Regions from separate parts of the Homo sapiens genome. Here region 2 is linked to region 1. Evidence: read pairs that join two places in POLR2A ChIA-PET (ENCODE). Cell type or tissue: PC-9. All regions are shown on one strand. Links, peaks and the distances in the headings refer to the core of each region. The heading gives the core; the rest is flanking DNA. Region 1 overlaps ALG14 (ALG14 UDP-N-acetylglucosaminyltransferase subunit). Region 2 overlaps SLC44A3 (solute carrier family 44 member 3).

Evidence for each region. Peaks named below come from ENCODE experiments on the same cell type or tissue, not always from the same donor. Only the 100,000 strongest peaks of a DNase experiment are listed, where the experiment ranks them.
Region 2: POLR2A ChIA-PET joins it to region 1 with 6 read pairs; 2 of 35 experiments call an interaction of 5 or more read pairs at or near these places.

The regions. Positions count from the first base shown.
Region 1 is chr1:95,018,591-95,027,488 of GRCh38, reverse strand. ALG14 (ALG14 UDP-N-acetylglucosaminyltransferase subunit) reads left to right here. Exons shown (of 4, transcript NM_144988.4): 3 at 229-360. Among named protein-coding and RNA genes, the nearest start is that of ALG14-AS1, 39 kb to the left of the region's middle. In PC-9, for the core only: no CTCF peak of the experiment used is centred there; a DNase peak (open chromatin) is centred at 3,623; H3K27ac peaks cover 853 bases.
Region 2 is chr1:94,890,085-94,898,982 of GRCh38, reverse strand. It overlaps SLC44A3 (solute carrier family 44 member 3), which reads right to left. Exons shown (of 15, transcript NM_001114106.3): 13 at 7,716-7,853; 14 at 6,466-6,702; 15 at 3,737-4,165. The coding sequence ends at 4,061. CNN3 (calponin 3) reads left to right here. Exons shown (of 7, transcript NM_001839.5): 7 at 900-2,026. The coding sequence ends at 1,241. Among named protein-coding and RNA genes, the nearest start is that of CNN3-DT, 32 kb to the left of the region's middle. In PC-9, for the core only: no CTCF peak of the experiment used is centred there; no DNase peak of the experiment used is centred there.

The sequences.
Region 1 (8,898 bases), core at 2,014-6,013:
AACTGGCTTTAACATTTTTTGAATCATAGGAACTTTTTTGTCATATGTGATCCCATCTGATGTGTTATATAAAGCATGAGATAGGCATTACAACTCTAATTTAAAAGTGGTTAGAATGAAAATTTAAATTAAAGAAAGCATTTCTGTTTCTACAGCTGTTAATTGTTACTATGTTTAACTTTGATATCAGTGACTCAGTTGATTTGGATTCCATCTGTTTCCTTCTAGTATACCAAATACTACATTCACCGAATTCCAAGAAGCCGGGAGGTTCAGCAGTCCTGGCCCTCCACCGTTTTCACCACCTTGCACTCCATGTGGCTCTCCTTTCCCCTAATTCACAGGGTGAAGCCAGATTTGGTAAGTAAGACCATCACTAAGGAGAGAGAAAGTAACTCCCTGTAGATCTTTCGTTAGTAACAGGACATACTGTTTTCTTAAACAGCTACCATTTATTAGTGTGCCAGGTAGTATGCAAGACCCTGAACTGGCTGGTGCCTTGATCTTGGACTTCCCAGGCTCCAGAACTGTAAGAAATAAATATCAGTTCTTTATAAGCCACCCAGTTTATCGTATCTCATTATAGCACCTGAAATAGACTAAGATATCATCCTTGGATTTTTGTGACTTTTATCACAAAGCACTCTTTCTCCTGCCTCAGCCTCCTGAGTAGCTGGGACTACAAGTGCATGCCACCAAGCCTTGCTAATATTTGTATTTTTAAGAGAGATGGGGTTTCACCATGTTTTCCAGGCTGGTCTTGAACTCCTGACCTCAAGTAATCTGCCCGCCTCGGCCTCCCAAAGTGCTGGGATTACAGGCATGAGCCACTGCGCCTGGCCTGTGACCAGTAATCTTTGATGTTATTGTTGTAATTGTTTGGGGACAGTGTGAATCGTGCTTACATAAGACAGTGAACTTAATAAATGTATGTGTTCTGACTGCTCCAACAGCCTGCTGTCCTCTCTCTGTCTCACACACACATACACACACACACACACACACACACACACACACACACACACATTCCTTGGGCTTCCCTGTCTATGAGACACAACAATATTGAAATTAGGCCAATTAATAACCCTGCAGTGGCCTCTCAGTGTTCAAGTGAAAGGTAGTATTTCTTATGTTTCACATTTTAAATCACAAGCTAGAAATGATTAAGCTTAGTGAGGAAGGCATTTGCAATAGGCAGTTAGTCAAGTTGTGAATGCAAAGGAAAAGTTCTTGAAGGAAATTAAAAGTGCTACTCCAGGCTGGGTGCGGTGGCTCACACCTGTAATCCCAGCCCTTTGGGAGGCCGAGGCAGGCGGATCACAAGGTTAGGAGATCAAGGCCATCCTGGCTAACACAATGAAACCCTGTCTCTACTAAAAATACAAAAGATTTGCCGGCCGTGGTGGTGGGCGCCTGTAGTCCCAGCTACTCGGAAGGCTGAGGCAGGAGAATGGTGTGAACCCCGGAGGCAGAGCTTGCAGTGAGCCGAGATCGCACCACTGCACTCCAGCCTGGGCGACAGAGCGAGACTCCATCTCAAAAAAAAAAAGTGCTACTCCTGTGAACACACTGGTTTCACGATAAGTACATGACATAGCCTCATTGCTGATATGGAGAAAGTTTGAGTGGTCTGGATAGACTATCAAACCAGTCACATTCCCTTAAGCCAAACCTAATTCAGGACAAGGTCCTAATTCTCTTTAATTCTGTAAAGACTGAGAGAGGTCAGGAAGCTGCAGAAGAAAAGTTTGAAGGTAGCAAAGGTTGGTTGAGACTTAAGGAGAGAAGCCATCTGCATAGCATAAAAGTGCAAGGTGAAGCAGCAGGTACTGATGTAGAAGCTGCAGCAATTTATCCAGAAAATCTAGTTAAGATAATTGATTAAGGTGGCTACACTAATCAACATGTTTTCCATATAAACAAAACTGCCTTATATTCGACGATGTCATTCAGGACTCTCGTGGCTAAAGAGAAGTCAATAGCTGGCTTCAAAGCTTCAAGGGACAGGCTGATTCTGTGTAGCTGTTGACTTTAAGTTGAAGCCAGTGCTCATTTACCATTCTGAAAATCCTCAGGCCCTTAAGAATTATGCTAAATCTATTCTGCCTGTGCTCTGTAAGTGGAACAACAAAGCCTAGATGACAGCACATCTGTTTACAGGATGGTTTGCTGAATATTTTAAACCCACTGTTGAGACCTACTACTCAAGAGACAAAGCTTCCTTTCAAAATATTACTGCTCTTGATATATTGGGCTGGATGTTTTTATTTAAAAAAATACAAAATATACTGCTCATTGACAATGCACCTAATTACCCAAGAGCTCTGATGGAGATATACAAGGAGATTAATATCTTTATGCCTGCTAACACAGCATCTATTCTGCAGCCCATAAATCAAGGCATAATTTTGACTTGCAAGTTTTATTATTTAAGAAAACATTTGTAAGGCTGTAGCTGCCATAGATAGTGATTCCTCTGATGGATCTGGACAAAGTCAATTGAAAACCTTCTGGAAAAGATTCACCATTCTAGATGCCATTAAGAACATTCTTGATTTATGGGAAGATGTCCATAAACAGGAGTTTGGGAGAAGTATATTCCAGCCCTCCTGCATGACTTTGAGAGGTTCAAGACTCAAGTGGAAGAAGTAATTGCAGAGGTGATGGAAGTAGCAACAGAGCTAGAATTAGAAGTAGAGCCTGAAGATGTGACTGAATTCCTAAAATCTCATGATGAAACTTGACTAGGACCCTATTCTGTGATAGGATTTATACTGTGCACTCGAGGTATAAAAGTAAACACAGCTCTACCCCTGAGTGGACTGAGGTGATCTGTGAAAATGGCTCGCTATTCACTTGACCCAGAAAAATCCCACAAAAGTCATGCAAACCAAGTTGTTCAAGTCTTCATGTTCACTTTAAGAACATCCACGAAATTGCCCATGCCAGAGAGACCTAAGTAACCAAGATGTTATGTAACTCCAATTTTCTTTAGACATGTATTAGATTCTGCTAATATTAGCTAACTTGCTCAATTGAAAAGTTATCCAGTATTTTAAAAAATATCTTTAATGCAGCAGGTACTAAAAGGGATGAATAAAACAGCTCTTCAGGAAGCTTATACTTTGGCTTCAGGGAAAATGGAGTAAAGAAACAACAGGTAGACTTGAAATACAGATTAATTCAGTTGAAAATAGAGACCCTATTTAAAAGGCCGGGCGCGGTCGCTCATGCCTATAATCCCAGCACTTTGGGAGGCTGAGGTGGGCGGATCACGAGGTCAGGAGATCGAGACCATCCTGGCTAACACAGTGAAATCCCATCTCTACTAAAAATACAAAAAAATTAGCCGGATCGAATGAGTAGGCTGATCTCATATTCTCTTGAAAATATACTCCTAAAGAGGAATTTGTTTCAAGGAGAAGAATAGAAAAGTTAATTTGTGAGATTGCTGATTATTAAAGTAAGAGGACTGCTTATGTTGGGGGAAAAAGATCTATAAAGTTCTTGAGGGTAAAGGCCAAGTATTTTTGCGTTTTCCATGGTCCTTTCTAGAAAAGCTTCCACATATTTGAGGAATGACTTAAAAATAAATGAATGAATACTGGATTAAGTGAGTCATCACAAAAACAAAGACACCCACTCCCTACACTGGTGCTCTTCTCAGGCTTTATTAAGAGTCTGAAAAACCAGGAGGGTTTCCAAAGTCTGCAGTGTTTGATTACTGGCTTCATTCCACCCTGGCCATTACCAAATGAAATACTCAAGGAAAGAGCTCTGCATACAAAAATGAAACCTAATTTAATTTTTAATCAAGTAAAAAATAAATTTCAGATTCTCCATATTAACAAATTGAAAGGAAATGGACCATTTCAACCTAATACTCTGCCTCTTTGCCTGAAGCTGGTTTAATTCACCATGACAAATTTAGATGTACTTATTACATCTACACTCACTCACGCTTTGTATGAAAGAAGTCCATTATTTTATTTAGTCATTTTTTTCCATGTTTCATACCCAGTTTGAGCTGTGAAATGTCTAAGTTCATAGCAGTAGAAAGTTGATGGCTGGGTGCGGAGGCTCATGCCTGTAATTCCAGCACTTTGGGAGGCCAAAGCGGGCGGATCACTTGAAGTCAGGAGTTCGAGACCAGGCTGGCCAACATGGTGAAACCCTGTCTCTACTAAAAATACAAAAATTAGCCAAGCATGATGGTGGGTGCCTGTAATCCCAGCTACTCAGGAGGCTGAGGCAGGAGAATTGCTTGATCCCAGGAGGCAGAGTTTACAGTGAGCTGAGATCATTGCACCCCAGCCTGGGGGATAGAGTAAGACTCCGTCTCAAAAAAAAAAGTTGATGACATGGATGGTGGGTTATTATCTATAAGTAGGATACTGTGATTTTTTTTTTGATTAGGTGTTTTCTGTGGTGAGCCACAAACTAGGTGGCACCAAGATTATCACTGTTTGTATAGTATATAAAATTTTTATTGGCCTACTAATTAACATGTGTTTGAAATATTAAGAAGAGGCAATTAACTCTTGTTAATTGTTGACATGCCAGAACCCTTACAGGAACTTTTTCTCCTTAACTGTTGTTAATTTGATTCTCTTTGTATAATGACTTTCATCTGGTATTATATTTGGTGGTGATCAAAAAACTTTATAACATGTTCAAAGGAAACTTGGCTAGACAAAGAAAAGGTCAGCTGTCCCAAGATGTTTATCTGTCAATGGAATTAAGTGAGAGTAAGGTTTTCCAAGCCAAGTCAGATGAGAAACAATTAGACCACACTTGTCTTACTGCTTCATGTTTTCCAAGATTAATGAAATCATAATTGGGAGCCATTTGTTTAGGTTTCCTCAGTTCCTGCTCCTCTGTTGCCCAGTCCTCTATAATGTGTTAAAATAATGCCAGTGTTACCCCTTCCCACTGTGTGTTTCCTCTCCATATATGCGCTGTAAATTTGGCAGCCTCCTTAAAGATACAGAAGGACTGGCCCTGCACTGTACGTGCATTTAGCAAGTCTGATGATGGTCAGAGTCCACTGCGAGAAGTGGTTTGATGTGAAAATCCCCCCAAATATCTGGTTTCTTGTGACTGACAAACTGCTTTTCCCAGTTGCATGGTGAAATTACCAGCTGTGCCACTGACACATTGGCTGAGTGACAACCTGTAGCTGCTTCCATCCATAAATGAGGTATTTAGTTTAAATGTTATAGCTTCTGTTTCACATTGAGTGAGTTCCGAACAACATCTGTGTCAAAATTAGGCTGCATATTAGCAGTTAGATTGCTTTGAGTTGTTTTGATTCGTCTCCATTTTGGGGGACTCTCAGCAGCTTGAAAATGATTTTTCTTTCTAAGTCGATGCTTTTTCCACTTGGCAAACATTACATTTTTCCTGTCTGCAGAAGCCAGCGTGGCTTTGCCTGTGATTTTTGCTCTCTTGTTTTGCTTTGCCTGCATCACTCTTGAGTTGTCACTGTTCCAGCCCATCACAGGCTCATTTTGGATCTGAGGCTGGTGGGGACTCTTCCTTTCAAGGTGAAAGCCAATGTGTTTTCCCAAGGATAGCTGTGAGGTCACAGTTAAAACAAAAATGAAAGTTGAATGAAAAGGAATTCAGTTGTGAGAGGATAAGAAAAAGGAAAACATGAGGTAAACAAAACTGTTTTTGAAGAAGGGACTGATGTGGTCACAGGCAGTGAGCTCCAGAGACCTGGCCTTATAGATGAGGGTAATGGGAGATGCTGGTGACGAGGTGAGAACAGAGGGTGGGGTGAAGAGAAGGGAAGCCTTTGAAATGACCTTAGATGCATGAATAATTCCTAGAACCAGTCCCAGCTTCACAGACTTTCAGTGCTTATTTTAAAGGATCATGTGAAGCAGGAGCTCTATTTGTATAGCACTTGAAAATCAAGAAAGTGATGTTTCTGTTTAGAATCTTTAAAATCGCTCTTTGACCTGAGGAAAAAATAAAAGAAGGGGGCACAGACAGCACCGATAATTGAATATGTAATGGAGAGCCTCAGAAGGGTGCTGCTCTCCAAGTTAAGTGGGATCATTAAAGTTTTAGAGTTTGTGTAACTAGAGTCAGTAGGGAAGCGTCATGGGAAGTTTTAAAAATTTGAATACAGACTGTGAACTCCTTGAGGAACGGTGAGGTGTATTACTCATCTTGGCAGTGCTAGCACCTATTCTAGAGCGTGGGGCATGTAGGAGTTCAATAAATTTTGAAAGAGTAAATCTGGGTAGGAGAGAGATTAGGAAAGGAGAAGTCAGAGAAGCTATTAAAACCTGATGATGACCATTTACAGCCTTTAGGTGGGCTGGAAAAAGTAGAATAGGAAAAAAACATTGCATAACTGCTCCTTGGTTAACTTTTGCTCCCTCTGAATTAATCGCTGAATTCGTCTAAGGATTTTTTTGATAACATGTTTCTAAAGTGTTAAATATTCTCTTTATCAAAGCACCATAAGAAAATGGCGAAAGTTTCTCATTCACCTTAACCAGAGTACACTTGCTTTATTTCTTTAATTGAAGTGAAATTCACATAACATAAAATTAGCCATTTTACAGTGTACAATTCAGTGGCATTTTAGTACATTCACTATGCTGTGCAACCACCACACACCTTTACAGCATCGAGTTCCAAAACATTTTCATCAATAGTTGCTTTACTTTAATTTCTTGGTGTTGTAGAACCACTTAGAGTTTTGTGGGGTTTTTTGTTTTGTTTTTTTTTTTTGAGACGGAGTTTTGCTCTTGTTGCCCAGGCTGGAGTGCAATGGTGTGATCTTGGCTCACCGTGACCTCTGGATCCTGGGTTCAAGCAATTCTCCTGCCTCAGCCTCCCAAGTAGCTGGGATTACAGGCGTGCACAACCATGCTTGGCTAATTTTGTATCTTTAGTAGAGACAGGGTTTCTCCATGTTGGTCAGGCTGGTCTCAAACTCCTGACCTCAGGCGATCTGCCCGCCTCGGCCTCCCAAAGTGCTGGGATTACAGGAGTGAGCCACTGCGCCTGGCCACCACTTAGCATTTTTTACTTCATTTGGGGGAGAAAAAAAAAAGATTAAAACACAGATAGTGTTTTCTAACAGCCTCTGGAGATCAAAGGCCCTCTCCTTCATGGTCTTTCTAATTCCTTGTTTACCCTGCCCAGAAGTCATTGAGTAGATGTATCTTTTTCAGTTAGCGCTTACTCTTTGATACTTTGCAATTTGATGACTTATTTTTCTCCTTGTATAATTTTTTATCTTTTTTTTTTGAGACTCAGTCTCACTCTGTTGCCCAGGCTGGAGTGCAGTGATATGATCTCGGCTCACTGCAACCTCCGCCTCCCGAGTTCAAGCGATTCTCCTGCCTCAGCCTCCTGAGTAGCGGGATTATAGACGCATGACACCACACCCAGCTAACTTTTGTATTTTTAGTAGAGATGGGGTTTTACCATGTTGGCCAGGCTGGTCTTGAACTCCTGACCTCAGGTGATCCACCCGCCTCGGTCTCAAAAAATGCTAGGATTATAGGCATGAGCCACCACACCCGGCCATGTATCATGGATTTCTTTTTCTAGTGTAAAACATACATGAAGTTAAATCAGCTGTAGAAAGCTTATTGCTGGGATTACAGGCATGCACCACTATGCCCGGCTAATTTTGTATTTTTAGTAGAGACAGGGTTTCTCCATGTTGGTCAGGCTGGTCTCAAACTCCCGACATCAGGTGATCCACCCACCTTGGCCTCCCAAAGTCCTGGGATTACAAGCGTGAGCCACTGTGCCCGGCCAGGTTATCGCTTCTTTACCTGTTAGCATGCAATTTGAAATTCCACTCATACCAGGACAGCATTTTACAGCAGATATAAGCCAAGCGGCTTCTCAACTTCAGTGGTGCCTTTTCCACATAGTCAAAAGGGTTAACTGATTTTCCCTAAGATACATGGGCAAATAATTATTAAAATGTTCTTCAAAAGGACCTTACAATCAAGAATGAGGATAAGTGGAATGAGTAAACACCTTACAAATTTCAAATACTATTATGGCTTACTGCAAAAGCTGTGTTAGCATTATTGGGTGAGGAATGTAAAAGATCCAATCAGAAACAGGTTAGAGAGCTTGAACTGGTATTATACATGCTTAAAAATAGCAAGAAGGTCCCTGCTGATAAGACCTTCAAATTACAGAAAGAACATATTGTGACTGATAATTCTTTTAAGAAATGTGAATACCAGATTTATAAGTTTCACGTGTTTGCAATGTCAAAACTTCCATATTCTGCCATAAAAAGTGAAATCCTGCAGTGGAATCAGCTGTAGAATTGCAAAGGGCAGCAAATTCCATTTGTTAGCAAAATACCATTTTGCATTCTTGGTCTTCCTGAATTCACATTTAAGCCACTTATACAAATCTTTGACACAAGCAATTTTTAAAATATGTTTATGGCTGACAGTTTGTGAAAACAGGTTTGCTTTTGTGGGCTAATCACTTTTCTCTAAAGACAGGTGTCACATGCTTAAATCAGTTGTGTCTACATCTTAAAGTTCCAGATGTTATTTTTCACAAGATTTACTTACACAGTACAGTATTTTGTAGATAAACCTTGTTAGTGGAGGCAGTGCCTGGATTCAGGGAACTTGGTCTGTTGCTGTTTAATTATTCCTAAGCCAATTTGCCTGTTGCAGTTTTTCAAGGAGCCATGATTCATCTCTGTGAAGTCACACAGGGAGAGAAAAATTCCCCACTGGTCACTTCTATTAAAGAACAGAATTGGGAGGGGCTGGAGGTTGGGAGAAGGTAGGGGGTGAATTTCCTGCTCTCTGTGGAAACCAGGTGCAGCTTATATAAGGCAAACTTTCATTCTTAAGGTCATAAAAGAATTCCCCATATTTACCCTTC
Region 2 (8,898 bases), core at 1,663-5,662, 130 kb after region 1:
ATGTGTCAATATAAGGAGATGGAAATGCAACATGGTGAAAATACCAGTATACCACATCCAAGATAGAAATATTTCCTTGTTAAAAATAGATCACCAGCACCTCAGAAGGAAGTTCAACAACCATTTGAGAACAGACAGGTCTCACATCCAACAACAGCTGGGATAGGGTTTGAAAAACATTTTCTTACCGAGTCCAAGGGAGATTTATCAAACTTTGCCCTTATGGAACACATCCTACCGGGTGCGGCATTATGTCTCTCATAGCTGCCACTCACGTTTACTTTTCTACCCACTCTGAACCTGGAAGTGTGTGCTTGATGTAAGTAGAGAGATGAAGTATGAGTTACTGTACTCTGAAAAAGAGGGGAGTGGCTGTGAAGTGGCTGGTTCTTCTGTATCTCAGCCTTTTGAAAAGACTCAAGTCCTTAAGATCTGCTCAACATAGTTTCTGTTGAATATATTATAAATTTTTGAAATTGGTAACCCAGATAATGTATGTGGTCCCCATGGGCATTCACATGGAACTTTCTGGTGTGGAAGCATTATGATTTCACATTCTTTATGTCTCATTCTCTCTTAAATCCAGAGTAGGTAGTAATGTCTCCATTTTGCAGTTTGAGAAACCTAAAGCTAAATTTACGTGTTTGAGGCCACATAGTAATTTTATAGCAGAGCAAGGATTTTGAAGAAAGGTCTCACCTAGCTCAAAAGCCAATGAATATTGCTTCATGGAAGTGATTCGGTATCAGGATATTTTGGTTAAGCTAGCTTTACCCCTGAACCAAATGAAAGTTCATGTATTACTGTTCATATTCAATGTGAATTCTATAATTTATAAATTATTCACAAGAATAGATTCTAGCTGCTGTTTTAACTTTTATACTATGTTCTAATACCAGGCAGGGATGTTAGCACCAGGTACCAGAAGAGACATCTATGATCAGAAGCTAACATTACAGCCGGTGGACAACTCGACAATTTCCCTACAGATGGGTACCAACAAAGTTGCTTCCCAGAAAGGAATGAGTGTGTATGGGCTTGGGCGGCAAGTATATGATCCCAAATACTGTGCTGCTCCTACAGAACCTGTCATTCACAACGGAAGCCAAGGAACAGGAACAAATGGTTCGGAAATCAGTGATAGTGATTATCAGGCAGAATACCCTGATGAGTATCATGGCGAGTACCAGGATGACTACCCCAGAGATTACCAATATAGCGACCAAGGCATTGATTATTAGATCCACACAGAAGGAGCTCAGTATTTAGTCCTTTGTTTTTATTCAGTGAGAACCAAGCTAGCCTTGAGTAATTTTTATCTTGTCTTCCTAAAACACTATTAAGCTTATTGTACTTTTAAGAAAAATTGCCTTACGTACATTCCTTTTTCCTTTTTCTGCCTCTTCCCTCAATAGTTGCCTTTTAGTGCTGTAATAGTTAAATCCTACAGCATAATCAATAACTCGCATATGAAGTAAAAAGGAATACTGTGAAAGGGGAGTACTCTTGTACAGCCAGTTCTTTTATGCAAAAATCTATGCATTTTTACAATCTTATATTAAACTGGTATTTTCAAACAATAGGAAACTTTTTTTTTTTTTTTTTTTTTTTACAGTTTAGTGTATCTGGTTTCTACATGGAAGACTAAACTCATGCTTATTGCTAAATGTGGTCTTTGCCAACTAAATTTAAGATGCAGCATTTTAGAAATTTACATATCAATGTTTCTACAGTATTGTTTGCTAATTTTTAAATAAAGTCATGATCAGTGTGCATTTGTGATTATATGTGTACTCATTCTCTTACCTAGCGAACAAGATCTTTTCAGAGTGGTGTTTCTAAAAGAGCATGTACAAAAGTGGCCTGTGGACATTTAGGCCTGGGTGATGCATTTGCTCTTCCTGTTTGTGCCAATGTATCAATGTAGAGTTGCTCTGTTTTCTTCAACTGTATTTATTGCTGCATTTCTCAGCATAAACTTATCCCATTGTATTTTTTATAAATAAATATTTTTTTTGAACTTTCATATGAACCACAGGCTGATTATTTTCTGGCTAGCTTCTAGATAGGTAGGGTCAGATTTTTTTTTAAGTACCTTTTTCCTAGGTACTGTTACAAGGTACATTAACATTTTATTTACTTCACACAACACTGCACTCTATGCTTAAGGAGATTGAGGCTTAGGAAACCATTACACATAGTAAATGACAGAATTCTAATCATTTTCTGACCCTTGCTTATTTCACTGACTTGGCTGGCCCAGATTCATCTTAAATTCAACTTGGAATAATCTTAAAATCTTTAGGAATATTGACAGGAGGGGTGGGGAATTTTCCTATCTTAGGGTAAGTAAACATGAATAAGAAACATGCTAGGTCAGCCATAGGATGTGCTGCTTGGTAATAAGCCAGGGTTTATAGTGAAACATAAACCTTCAGTCCTGACAGAGGGAAGGACAAACAATAGCTAGGTGTCATAGTGACAAAAATGCAGTCACTAAAAGAAAATTAGTAACTCACACTTTCCGACATTGTCTCAGCCAAGCCATGTCTTCTAATAGGATTGGCTCTATTAGGTTTGGGGGCGAAAACCGTCTGTTTTTTGCTGAGAGATGAGGAGTATATACACATGGTTTGATGAGCCCACAAAAGTGAAGGCTATTTGCTCATCATTCCACAATGACTAGGTTTAATGCTTCTGGGAAACTGCTTGTAAAGGAAACTATTGGAGTCAACCTAATTCAATGGTGGCATTTAAGAAAAAAGTCATTGCATTTAAAGTAGACCTGAGTTCTAAGGCTTTCCTTGTCATCTTTGACTCTTCAAAGTTTAGGGAAGGGAAGCCTTATATCACACTACCTGCCCTGCCATTTAAGTCAGATTGATTCCCATGAGGCTGCCAATCAACATGTTAAAATGTTTCTATTTGGTTAGAGTTTTAAAAACGAAAAGCTCTTCCCCTCACTCCCATCTACATAAATCTCTGAGGTCCAGGCAGAAGTATTTTTAAAAATCTGTCTCCAGGTAATTTCTCAGGTGGGGCTGTGGTTGAAAACCACTTCTTCCAGAATGTCTGCTGTAAGAGGAGTGCTTGTGTATCAGGAGTTTGGATAAATTGTGTGTGCCATCACGGAATGTGATCTGGTGGAGAGACATAACAGAAAGTGGATTCACAGTCATATCAGAGAAGAGCATGGAGGAAAAGGACAGAAGAGAGGGCAAGTAATGCTGCTCAGAGGCATTGCAGAAGCATGATGCTATCAGAGCTGGGTTTTGAAGAATAAGTAGGAGTTTGCCATTAGCAAAGAGGAGGAAGAGTATTCAGAAAAAAAGGAAGAGCATGTGCACAGACTAAATCATTGGTTACACTCCTGCCTCTCCTGTACATGCCCAGTTCAGGTGGTAGTTCATGTTAGAGTAGACAGTTTTGGCTTTTATTGTCACCAAATCTAAGAATTGTACTTTGAAAAGTTAATCCATTTAGCATATTTCCAGGATTGGCTGAGTAGGGAAGTATCCTACTCTGTATAAAAGCAACTTTCCAAGCTGGGCATGGTGGCATGCCTGTAGTCCCAGCTGCTTGGGAGGCTGAGGCAGGAGGATCACTTGAGCCTAAGAGCTGGAGGCCGCAGTGAGCTATGATGGCACCTGTGCATAGACACTGTACTCCAACCTTGGGAACATAGTGAGATGCTGTCCCTTTAAAAAAAAAAATCCAGAGATTTCTGCTAACAAAATCCTTATCTTAAAAAGGTTTATTTATTAGTTGTGCACTTACAAACTTACCTCAGTTCTTACATAGTGTACTTTGTAAGTTGATGCATATAAACATGGTTTTAGAAGAGTTTTTCTGTCCTAATTTGTACAAAAAAAGGTAAACTAATATAGTTCCAGTATTGTTACCTGGTCAAACAATAATGACAAAGACAATGAGGAAGAATAGGGTTTATTAGGTCTTTTAAAAAAAAATTCACTAACTTTTCTCTAGTGGTCTCATCTTCTATTCTGTAAATGGCTCTTAGAAGGAAATGTTTTCCAGGTACAGATACCTAAATGGGTATCTATCTCACAATGGCCTGGAGTTCTGTTCCCTCCTCATTCCTTAATGAGTGCTTGTCCTGCTGTGCCCTTGCATTGTTTAATTTGTTGCTCCTTTTTACGAAACTCTGAAAAACAAAAGAACAAGTTAGAATAGTATTATGTGTCTGTACTGTTGATAACGTAGGGGCCGAGGGAAAACTTCTCCTTTGCCCTCTGACGGTTTGCTGAAGAATTAACTTACAAAAGGCAGATTAACAGGAGAAATGGCATATAAAGTAGCACAGGGGAGAATCACAGTGAGTGTCTAAATGGGGTACAGATAATTCTGTTTTTGGGAAAGGGAGATGGGGAAGTGTGGATGATTTTATGGGGGTGGTGAATTACTTTTAGGGGAGTTTAATGAGCTTGAAGAACACTTAGTGGCTGGGAACAAAGTCTGTTGGGCCCACAGGACAGTGGTTTGTGACAAAAGTCTGTCCAGGTGTGTTGACTGAATTTAGTCTTTGTTTCTGCTATATAAGTCCAGTTAATGGAAAACTCAGGGAAGGGGCCAGAGGTGGTTTTTTTCTTTGGTGGGTCTGGACTTTAGGCAGATAAGGGGATTTCATTCAGATGACAGCTTCATCCTGTGCTTTGGGAGAAGGTCAGAGAGTTCTTGAGGCTTCTTCAGTTCAGCATGTCAAAGTGCCATATTATGGAGTATCAATTTCTGAGTCCCAATGATAGCCATTTACAAGTTCTTGGCCTTAAATTTCAGATAACTGGATCCTTAAGAAAGTTTCTTCTGTTGAAAAAACTATTTTAAGGGGTAAATTTCAAGGTGGATTTTTTTTGGGGGGGAGGTGGTGGAGACGGAGTCACCCTCTGTCGCCCAGGCTGGAGTGCAATGGCGCCATCTCAGCTCACTGCAACCTCCACCTCCCGGGTTCAAGCGATTCTCCTGTCTCAGCCTCCTAAGCAGCTGAGATTACAGGCGCCTGCCACTGTGCCTGGCTAATTTTTGTATTTTTAGTAGAGATAGGGTTTCACCATGTTGGCCAGGCTGGTCTCAAATTCCTGACCTCATGTGATCCACCTGCCTTGGCTTCCCAAAGTGCTGGGATTGCAGGTGTGAGCCATAGTGCCCGGATTTCAAGGTGGATTTTTAACTGGAAAAGTAAATCAGGGGATGGAGACCTGGCTAGCTACATACCACCATCATAAGCACTTTCCTTAGAGTACATACAAATAAGTCAATAAACAAGTAAAAAGTAAAAATTGTATTTTGGCTGAGTGCGGTGGCTCACAACTGTAATCCCAGCACTTGTGGGAGGCCGAGGCAGATGGATCACCTGAGGTCAGGAGTTCAAAACCAGCCTGACCAACATGGTGAAACCCCGTCTCTTCTAAAAATACAAAATTAGGCGTGGTGGTGCACGCCTGTAATCCCAGCTACTTGGGAGGCTGAGGCAGGAGAATCGCTTGAACCTAGGAGGTGGAGGTTGCGGTGAGCTGAGATTGCGCCATTGCACTCAAGCCTGGGCAACAAGAGCAAAACTCTGTCTCAAAAAAAAAAGTAAAATTTGTAGTTTATGTTTTATATGGAGAAGGATGAGGATACATTAATTATAAATTGTAGAAGTGGTTCTTAAAAAATTGAGTGCCTGCTGAACCAAAGAGTGCATTAAATGCTCTGTTTAAAGCTAAAAGGGCTTTAACACCTAATTTTTATGGCAACAGAATGAAAGAAAAGTATGCAAATATCATATAACTCAGACAAGGAAAAGAGATGAGACATCATTCAGCTGTTAAAATATCCCTGTCTACCCAGGATAAGGCAAATAAGCAACAACTGTGTTGCAAAGGCTGTTGCAAACAGCTGCCTGCTATTTCCAGATATAAGCAGTATGGGCGCTCCGCTGAGGGTGTGGCTTTTCTCACACTGGTGTGCCTGGGCTAATAAAGGGCCTGAGAATTGCAGATCTGTCAATACTGGCACAGAGGAGCACACAAGTGTGCTCTCCCTAATATAGTGGGTATGAACATCATGCTTGGAGATGCAAAAATGCTTTAGAAAAAGATCAACTGTTAAACTTCTAGACCACCCAAAAGGCCAGATCATGCCATGAGCACCAAAGGGAGCTGAACTACTGTGTTCAGGACATCTTCTGCCCAGGGTAAGAAGTGCTGCTGCTACTTAGGAATCCATCTGATCAGCATTCTTGTTCAGCTTCACTTCTTCAGGGAGAAGGTTCTCAGAAAGGGAGGTGGGTTCAGCCTTGGAGAGTTCAGCGCAAATCCCACTTTCAGGCCCGGGGGTAGTAGAAGCCTCAGAGCCCTCTAGAAGAGAGAGGCTGGGTATGAGCCTCTTTCGTGTGTGCAGCTTTACAAAACTTTCAAGATTGCGAGCATGGAGATTGCAATTGGAAATGAAATGTTTGCTTACCAGAAATTCTTGATCCATAAAGTAGGGCTTTTCTGACGATCCATCATTTGTTTCCAGATCAACAGCAAAACACAGGAAAAGTGCATCCAGCACAGTTTCAAACACAGATAAAAAACTATGGGCTACTAAGTAGGCAAAAAAAGCTACCAATAACAGAGGGACTGCCCACACCTGGAATGCCCGATTGTAGTTAAAAGCCATGAGTCCTCCAAAAACAGTGAAACACACCACTAACACCTGTGCAAAAGAAGAGTTTGTTGAAAATCTTTATGAATCAGTTGCTTAGATGTTTTTGTCAGTTACAAGTAATGGTTTAATATACGTTCCTGTGTGCAACGTGTGTGTGCACTATTGTAAAGAATGCTTGTCAGAAATTTTGGCAGAATGAAATAGAGGAAAAAATGAAAAGCTGTATCAAAAGGAAACCCAGTTAATGGCGAGTAGGAAGGTTATATGTAATTTTATCTGTGCCTAGCTTTTGTATTTATATAAATGTAATAATATCTCACAAGCTTTTTATTCTGCTTTTTCACTTAACACCAAAATAAGCCTATTCACTTTAAAACTTTTTTTAGAAACCATCCCTCTTTCTTTTGAGACAGAGTCTCGTTCTGTTGCCCAGGCTGGAGTACAGTGGTGTGATCTCGGCTCACTGCAACCTCCGCCTCCCAGGTTCAAGTGATTCTCCTGCCTCAGCCTCCTGAGTAGCTGGGATTACAGGCACCCGCCACCACACCCGGCTAATTTTTGTATTTTTAGTAGAGACGGGGTTTTCCCATGTTGGCCAGGCTGATCTCAAACTCCTGACCTCAAGTGATCTGCCTGCCTCGGTATCCCAAAATACTGGGATTACACATGTGAGCCACTGTGCCCAGTCCAGGTTTCAATACTCTTTCCATATATTCTTAATGAGAAACCCACAAACGTTCATTTTCTGAGATTAGTAGCATTTTCATTTTAGACCTGAAAAAGAGGGAATCAGAATGGTAGAACTGATCACAGGTAAGAGAGTAAGACTAAGATTAAAATTCTGGCTCTACCTATTGTAGTACCCTGGAAAGGTTATTAAACCTTCATTTTCTCTTCTGCAAAGTAGGGATACCTCATGGGATTGAGGATTAAATGAGATAATGAAGCACAGCACCCACTATAGAGTAAGTACTCAAGAAATATAGTTCCCTTTCAAACCAATTGTTGTATGGCTTAATTTTCAGAATCCCAGGCTCCTTTATTTAGTCAAGATATCTCACCTTTCCTAGAAAAATTATGAAGTCTCCAAAGCAGTTAATAGATGTAAAGTGACTTGAGTTCTTGGACAAGATTTTGAATGCATCTTTTGCTGATGTACAGAAATCTGTCCCATTAATAGCAGTTGTAGTATATGCATTCTGAAACAGAAGAGAATTGTTTAAAAGATAATTCTTATAACAATTGTTTTTAAGGCAATATATTAATACAGAGTGTTTGCAAACTAGAGTTACAATAAACCTACTCTCTCTACCCATAACAAATACCATTTTCAAAGTCCTTTCCAGTCTGATTATATCCATATATATTTTCATATAGTTGCAGCAAATAGAAAAGATAAATAGGTACTTATGGTTAATATGAATGTCCCACTACAAACATGTGGAAATGATGGGTAAAGCATAAGGGTTTTATTTGCTTGTTTTGAGACAGTCTTACACTGTTGCCCAGGCTGGAGTGCAGTGGTGCCATCTTGGCTCACTGCAACCTCTGCCTCCTGGGCTCAAGCGATTCTTGTACCTTGGCCTCCTGAGTAGCTGGGATTACAGGCGAGAGCCACCACCCTGGCGATAAGTTATTTTTTAATGCACAATAGAGTTTGAGGGCAGGAAAGGAAGTTTAGGTACCAGAAAGCAAGCGGGATCTAATGGTTTGTGAGAGCTGAACCCAAAGGTGCAACAGGCATGCAATTAGGCCCTTGCTAGGGAAGTGAGCTCCTTCAACAAATTCAGGATTCATACTCAATTCAGCCTCAGTCAGCCATTCCAGGAAGGTGGTACAGAAATGCACTATGTGCCTAAGAGTGTTAAAATTACTAGGGTTTTGCAAAGGCAAAGCAACATCGCCACCTCCCAGGCCAGGGAATAGAGGAGTCCTACAGATAACAACCCTTGGAGAAGACGAGGAGCTCACAGGAAAATTTTATAGAGGACCCATGGAAATGAACATCACAACAAACAGAATCTACCCTGAGAACAACCTGGAAAAAAAGTATTTAGAGAGGTATGTTTAAGGTACTAAGAAAATAGTGAAAGAAACAGTGACCATAAGGAATAAACAGAACAGTATGAAAAATGAAGAGGCAGAGTAGAAAACAAATTGAATAGAAATTCTAGAAATAGGCCAGGTGCCGTGGCTCATGCCTGTAATCCCAACACTTTAGGAGGCCGAGGCGGGAGGATCACC